3 separate regions of the Homo sapiens genome follow, and regions 2 and 3 are each linked to region 1. Evidence: read pairs that join two places in POLR2A ChIA-PET (ENCODE). Cell type or tissue: A673. All regions are shown on one strand. Region 1 has its middle 37 kb from the start of MEX3C. Region 2 overlaps DCC (DCC netrin 1 receptor). Region 3 has its middle 65 kb from the start of LINC01630.

Region 1 (2,500 bases):
AATTTGGGTATATTGTATTAACTAAAATATATTGTTAGGATCAATTTCAGTTGTTTCTTTCTATCCTTTTAAAACATGGCTACTAGGCTGGGTGTGCGTGGCTCATGCCTGTAATCCCAGCACTTTGGCAGGCCAAGGAGGGTGGATCACATGAGGCCGGGAGTTCGAGACCAGCCTGGCCAACATGGTGAAACCCCGTCTCTACTAAAAATACAAAAATTAGCCAGGCATAGCAGTGGGTGCCTGTAATCCCAGCTACTTGGGAGGCTGAGGCATGAGATCGCTTGAACCTGGGAGGTGGAGGTTGCAGTGAGCCGAGATCGTGGCACTGCACTCTAGCCTGGGCAACAGAGTGAGACTCCATCTCAAAAAAAGAAAAAAAAATTACATGTATGACTCACGTTGTTATTTCTCCGGGACAGTGCTTCTCCTGACTGCAGTATGTGGTTCAAGAGGGCAGTTTTCTCACCCTTGTATATTCCTGCTTGCACTGCCTGTTGCTTAATAAGCACTGCACAATTTTTAATACATGAATGAATGCCTGGATGTGTGTGTACTACAGAGCAGAGGAGTCTTAGGGAGCAACCTCACCTTATCAATAGATTTCTAGCGTATGTCACCATGTATCCTAAGAGTCAAAATTTTAGGGGCAACAGTGGTAAACCCACGTTTAATGAGACAGCTTGTTTCTATCTCTTCACAGGTAAAATACCTATAGCCTGGTAGGTACAGTTGCCGTGGCTAAGCAATGGCAAACAAGACCATATCCTGTGATGAGGTGGGGTGTGTGCTGGGGGTGGTGGGGTAGGCTTTGCTGCACTTGACAGGAAGCAGGCTTCTAGGAGGTTTTGAGAGAAGGTCAAGGCCATCTATGTCAGAGAGTCTCAGGGCACTCATGTAAGAATATGCCAGGGTTGTGCCTGTCAGCAATATTCACTTTCCCACAATGTTTCTTCCCCCTGGTGACTCCTCCCTCCTTCTCCCTGAAAGATAATCCTTATCATTTTACTCTGGTGTTACTCAGCCTAACCCCACAAGGTGTCTTACCCAAGACACTGCATCCAACCGGGGATGTTTATTTTGTGGATTTTAGGTCTCTACTTATCCGAATGGACTTTTCAAAGGGAGATCGGGCAGCTTGGTGAGAAAGGGATCATTTGGTTTTTGTTGGAAGCAAGTCAACTATGTTAATAAGACCTCTGCATTGCAGGTCATCCATCTCCACCTTTTCAGCCCCAAGCACCTCTTCTCAACTTGCAAAATGGCATCTTCCCATATAGCTTGTCTCTTGTGCTCTTCGGAGCCCTTCTTTCTTTGAGAAGAAATATGTATAGACGCAGGCAGAACAGTGACTCCACGTCGTTAGGATTAGGGTCCCTTAAACATTCACTCTTTCTGACTCTGTCAGCCTGTCTGACTAGTAAGGCTGTGAGGTCTGAGTCATCCAAAAGCTCCCAGGGGGACTTCCCTTGCTGGCCTCACCCTGCCACTCTGCCCATCTTCCCTCCATTTTCACAGATCTCACACAAGCCCCATCCAGCAGCTTATTCTCATTCATTCCATCTTTATACTTCCTTTAGTGCAACGACCTACTTAAGTTAAAGGGAATTACAAACCCCCAAGGAAATTTGCTGACAGCTATTTCCTGGGTAGAATTAGGTTGGGCATGTGTCTGAGATAAGCTCTAAGAATCATTTTGGCTGCAGATGGGAGTGGAAAGGGAGGGACAGAATGTTACCAAAAAAAAAAAAAAAAGTCTGACGACAAGTGTTCCTGGGGATGTGACTGGAAACTGATGGTGGCAGGGAGGGCTGGGTAAGAAATACACCCTCCAGGGCAGTTCTAAACTGGCATTTAGATTTTCTTAGATTTCAGTCTCTTCCCTCAGTTTTCTGCTTAGAAGCTCTACTCCCAAGGTCATAGGTCTAAACAATATCAGAGTCCGGATAGAGCAGATGAAGCCAAACCATTATTAGGAAAAAAATACATACTTTTATTAGGCTGATGATGTTCTTACACAAGCATATCAGCACAGTTTTGAAAATAATTTAAGGATGAAAGATAACAGGTGGAAACAGCTTCAGACCAGGTGCTGGAACACATGAACTTTTTGGGGTTGGATTTTCCAGGAACTGGCTGTGTACCTTAAGCAAGTCATTTTCACCTCACTAAACCTCACTTTTCTCATCTGTAAAATGTGTGGTTTAGACTAGATGATGGCTAAGATGCTTTTCAGTTTTTAAGTTTCTTGAAACACATAAAATTATTTGCCTGTTGGCTATGGTAGCTAACAATTGCTATTATTTTGGTAAAGTTGTTAACAAGTAGTAGATTGATTTATGTTTTTATTCTTTTCCTTTTTTGGTGGAGGTATTTTGTAGGATAGTCAAAAGGTGGGGCACAGAAAAAAGCTAAAGATCCAAATAAGCCTCAAACCAGACAATGGGCCTCTGAATCATGGAAGCTGATTGGCTATGGACCGTAGAGTCCCTTCGGCAAT
Region 2 (2,500 bases), 1.4 Mb after region 1:
TCTCAAAAATTGGAAAGCACAGAATCAATTTGTCTAAAGAAAATAACTTGTTAGTATGTCACCAGCCATAAATCATGACATGTCACTTCTACTACCTTTGAAGAGGATCTATTCTACAGAAGTTCATTTTTAGAATTACCTCTGCTTATAATTTGAAGAAAATACTTTTTTCCCCAGAAAATACTTTTTTTTCCTCAGAAATACTCCCAGGTATTTTGATGAAAAATAATTAAAATTATCTCATATAATTGTATATACATCTGTATATGTGTTTGTTGGTATCAGGGATCATCTAATAAGAACGAAATTGAATTCTGTAAAAGTTATGTTGACTATGCCAGAAGGTACAATCTGTGAGTCAAAATTTGAGGGGCAAAGGGAGGGATTACAGTTACAAGGGAGGATATGGAATAGAGCCAGTATCTGTTGAGACTGAAGATAGGCCCAAATGAGGAGAGGGACTTTGAGCAGGCTTGTGTGCAGGAAGATTTGAGAAAGCTCAGTTTGTCGCTTCAGCCTAGCAGCCTTCCCAGGGCTGAAGGTAACTTTGGTGGAATTAGGAGTTGGTTTGCCCCAACCCCCAAATGGTAGTAGATGATATATGCCAGTGACAATGTCATCCAAGCATCCTAAGCATAAATACTGCAGGTGATTCATGAAACAAGTATTATTATTGATATATGTCTTATCTATTTTGATTTGAAACTTGCCTTCCAACCATGACACGAGTTCTATTTTATTTCCTAAATCTTCATTTTGACTTTGGCCTGTTGTAAGCCTGTTCCAGGCTCAGACCTTGCAGGAGACATTAGGGCTTCTTTGTCTTCAAGGAGCAACAGGGGTGTCAAAGCTATCTTAGAATCCCACTCCTTTCCTATGACAGTTTCAGGAAATAAGAACAATTTATCCATGACAGCTTTAGAAACACGATCTACTAATTTATGCACTGCTTCTTCTTGAATAATTGGGATCCAGTCACGCTCTGCATAACAGCCCCTGGCTTTGGGAGGGTCCAGGCTTACCAACTGCTTCCCCTGGAGGGGGAAGAGCTGGAGGGTGAGCAGATTGTGCCTTCCCTAAGCAAAGAAAGAAAGAAAGAAAGTAAAAGAAATTAGGGGTGGTAAGGAGGTTAGAAGACAAAGGAGGAAGCATTTGATAGGTCATCTGTCAGTAGGCCTTGATAAAGGCTGGTAAGAGAACAATGGAAAACCACTTCAAAGTGAACAATGCCACACTGAGTATGTGCCAGTTTAAACAAAAAAGAAAGAAGACATGTCAGCTATTAAACACATTCATTGAGGGGCGTCTTTTTAACCCCTTACTTTTCCCACTATTTTTCTTTCCTTAACGAGTAGAGAAGGAAAAAAAAACAACAACAAAAAAAAACAGTGAGTCTGTCAAAGCAGGAGGGAAGCATGAGGTTGCCAGCTTTCCGGAAAGTCAGGCAGAGATATTTGCATTAATTGAATATTAATTTCAGGATGGAGGTTGTGTAGACAATGGAAAAGAGGTGACTTTTTGATGGTTTCAGGTAATCTCATGTGTTTGAGAATTTCAGAGAGTGGGGCTCCCCGACTTGTTTTTTATTTTCAATATATTCAAAATAAAGCAGGATTAAAAACTTAATTTGAAGTTTGGGAGAATAAGCTAATAAGATTTTAGATTTTAAAGCTCTAATTCATGGACAGGAGGTACAGAACAAAAAGGGCATTTTCACATCTACTCAGACTACATTTTTGTGATAACCAGAAAAGAGAAAAATCGGCAAAAGAAAAATTTAATTAAGTGCTGTTAGTTCACAAGATGATCTCTCATCTTGAAAGTGTCTGATGTGCTAGTCTATGCTATGAATTTAGAGATGAAAGAATAAATATCAAAATGTAATAAGAACATAATACTCTGGGAAATTCTATGTGGGTTTAGAACAGTGTGCTACCCAGCCCCCAAAGCCATCTTTGATGGAAGAGCAGAGTAATGGCTTTTTCTTTGTGAACTTCTCAAATAATGGAAGCCTTGGTTAAAACAAATATTTCCAATATCTGATCAATTTGACAGAGGTTCCTACTGAAAGTTGATGTTTCTGTAAGTGAAGAACAGTTCATCTTTCTACCATGGTTGGTTGGCTTGGTTCAAATGAAATATAGAGCTTCAACAAATTATTTTGGTGCTCAACTCTTGTCTCTTCAGTTAGACATGCATGCCTTGTGGTCATGGTGTAACCACCCAGTGGGTTCACCCTGTCCGCTGCCTAGCAGAGCTGATTTATCAAGACAGGGGAATTGTAATAGAGAAAGAGTAATTCACGCAGAGCTGGCCGCACTGGAGACCTGGAGTTTTGTTATTACTCAAATCAGTCTCCCGGAGAATTTGGAGGATCAGAGTTTTTAAGGATGACTTGGTGGGCAGGGGAAAACCAGTGAGCCAGGAGTGTTGATTGGTTAGGTAGGAAATGAAATCATGAGAAGTTGAAGCTGTCCTCTTGTGCTGAGTCTGTTCCTGG
Region 3 (2,500 bases), 92 kb after region 1:
GGGCTAAGAGGTTAATTAGAAAGCAGAGGATGTGACTCAGCTGGCGTGCTCATGGATAAATGTGGAGTCTGGGCTGAGAAGGCAGGGGGATGATTCCGTCCAGTGTCACTCTTTCCCATCCCTCCAGTGTAATACTTGTGACAGACACGAGCCCAGCATGGCCTATGCTGTGTCCCCCACACAGTGAGTCTGCAGTGAGGAGTATTGTTTTCCTGTGAATGGAGAGAACTCACAGACCCAGAACTGAGGAGGGTGTGGGGAAACACACAGGGATGTTTGCCTTGTCTGTCGGAGATGATGGTGACATGAGGACAGCAGTGGGATTCGGGCTCAGCCACATTTTGCTTTATTCTGGGGGAAGCAAAAGCTCAACCCTTATATTTCTCCTTCCTCCAACGTCAGCTAACTAACATTTATTTAGCCCTTGTAGGGTCTACATTTAAACTGCAGAGTTAGTGAGTACCATTCTTGTGGTCTACATTTAAAAAAAAATTCATTGTTGTATATTCCACATTACACAAAATGCATCATTTTAACCATTTCTAAGTGTACAGTTCAATAGCATTAAGTACATTCACATTGTTGTGTTATCAGCACCATCAAGCTCCAGAACTCTTTTCGTCTTATACGATGGAATCTCTCTACCTATTAAACAGTAACTTCCCATTCTCCTCTTCTTCCAGTCCCTGACAACTACCATTCTACTTTCTGTGTCTATGAATTTGACTACCCTTAGGTAACTCATATAAGTGGAATCTTACAGCATTTTCTTTTGTGACTAGCTTATTTCACTTAGCACAATGTTCTCAAAGTTCATTCATGTTGTAGAATGCCAGAATTTCCTTCCTTTAAGGCCAAATTATATTTCATTATACGTATGTACCACATTTACTTATCCATCTGTTGATGGACACTAGGTTTGCTTCCACCTTTTTTTTTTTTTTTTTTTTTTTGAGACAGAGTCTCACTCAGTCACCCAGGAGGCTGGAGTGCAGTAGCACGATTTCAGCTTACTGCAACCTCTGCTTCCCAGGTTCAAGTGATTCTCCTGCCTCCGCCTCCTGAGTAATTGGGATAACAGGCGTGCACCACGACACCCTGCTAAATTTTTTTTTGTTTTTGTTTTTTTTTGGATTTTTAGTAGAGATGAGGTTTCACCATGTTGGCCAGGCTGGTCTCGAGCTCCTCACCTCAAGTGATCCACCCGTCTTGGCCTTCCAAAGTGCTGGGATTACAGGTGTGAGCCACTGCCCCCGGTCTGCTTCCACTTTTTGGTTATCAACAATAATGCTACTATGAACATGGGTGTACAAATATCGTTGGAGATCCTGCTTTTAATTCTCTGGGTTATATACCCAGAATTGGAGTTGCTGGATCATATGACAATTTTATTTTTAGTTTTTGTTGAACTACTCTACTGTTTTCTGTAGTGGCTGCATCATTTTACATTCCCACCAACAGTACACAACGGTTCCAATTTTTCCATATCCTTACCAAACCAACCTTCCTTCCTCCCTTCCTTCCTTCCTTCCTTCCTTCCTTCCTTCCTTCCTTCCTTCCTTCCTCCCTCCCTCCTGATGGGTATGAGGTGTATGTCATTGTGGTTTTAATTTGCACTTTTCTAATGATTAGGGATGTCCAGCATATTTTTGTGTGTCCTGTGTCCTACATTTTGTTAGGTTTGGAATTATAGTTTACAATGTAGCCAGGAAGAGGACACTTAAACAAAGAAACATGGAAATTTGTGTTAAATTGAGGTCTCAACTGCAACTTAACACCCTAACAGTATTAAGACAAGGAGGACAGTGGGGTCAGCTTGAGCTCTGAAGAAGAAATAGACCTCCAGTGGGGAAGTGACTTGTGCACGTCCTGCAGCCAGTGAGGAACAGGTCTCCTGGCCAGCAGGCCTTCTCTTTTGGCTGGGGTTTTCCACATGCAGTGTGTATAAGACTCATTAGGGGCTTTCAAGTTTCTACCTTTCAGAGATTCTGATGAAGTGGATCTGAAGTGGGCCCAGGACCTTGCTTTAGAGTCAGTGCCCTCATGGTGAGTTTGATACATCAGTGAATATATTAATTTCCTATAGCTGCTCTCACAAATGACCATAAATTTAGTGACTTGAAACAACACAAAGTTATTATTATTATTATTATTATTATTATTATTATTATTTTTTGAGACGGAGTCTTGCTCTGTCACCCAGGCTAGAGTTCAGTGGCGTGATCTCGGTTCACTGCAACCTCTGCCTGCCTGTTCAAGTGATTCTCCTGCCTCAGCCTCCCGAGTAATTGGGATTACAGGCACCCACCACCGCAGCCACCTAATTTTTGTATTTTTAGTAGAGACGGGGTTTCACCATCTTGGCCAGGCTGGTCTCGAACTCCTGACTTCATGATCCACCTGCCTTGGCTTCCCAAAGTGCTGGGATTATAGGTGTGAGCCACTGCGCCCGGCCCAAAGTTGTTTCTTAAATTATATAAATGGAATTACTGCATCAGGA

Evidence for each region. Peaks named below come from ENCODE experiments on the same cell type or tissue, not always from the same donor. Only the 100,000 strongest peaks of a DNase experiment are listed, where the experiment ranks them.
Region 2: POLR2A ChIA-PET joins it to region 1 with 5 read pairs; 1 of 35 experiments calls an interaction of 5 or more read pairs at or near these places.
Region 3: POLR2A ChIA-PET joins it to region 1 with 8 read pairs; 2 of 35 experiments call an interaction of 5 or more read pairs at or near these places.

Annotation. Positions count from the first base shown.
Region 1 is chr18:51,233,871-51,236,370 of GRCh38, forward strand. No RefSeq gene overlaps it. Among named protein-coding and RNA genes, the nearest start is that of MEX3C, 37 kb to the left of the region's middle. In A673, no CTCF peak of the experiment used is centred here; DNase peaks (open chromatin) are centred at 1,011 and 1,561; H3K27ac peaks cover 1,984 bases.
Region 2 is chr18:52,666,682-52,669,181 of GRCh38, forward strand. All of the region lies in intron 1 of DCC (DCC netrin 1 receptor), which reads left to right. Among named protein-coding and RNA genes, the nearest start is that of DCC, 330 kb to the left of the region's middle. In A673, no CTCF peak of the experiment used is centred here; a DNase peak (open chromatin) is centred at 940; H3K27ac peaks cover 1,639 bases.
Region 3 is chr18:51,325,675-51,328,174 of GRCh38, forward strand. No RefSeq gene overlaps it. Among named protein-coding and RNA genes, the nearest start is that of LINC01630, 65 kb to the right of the region's middle. In A673, no CTCF peak of the experiment used is centred here; a DNase peak (open chromatin) is centred at 1,467; H3K27ac peaks cover 1,772 bases.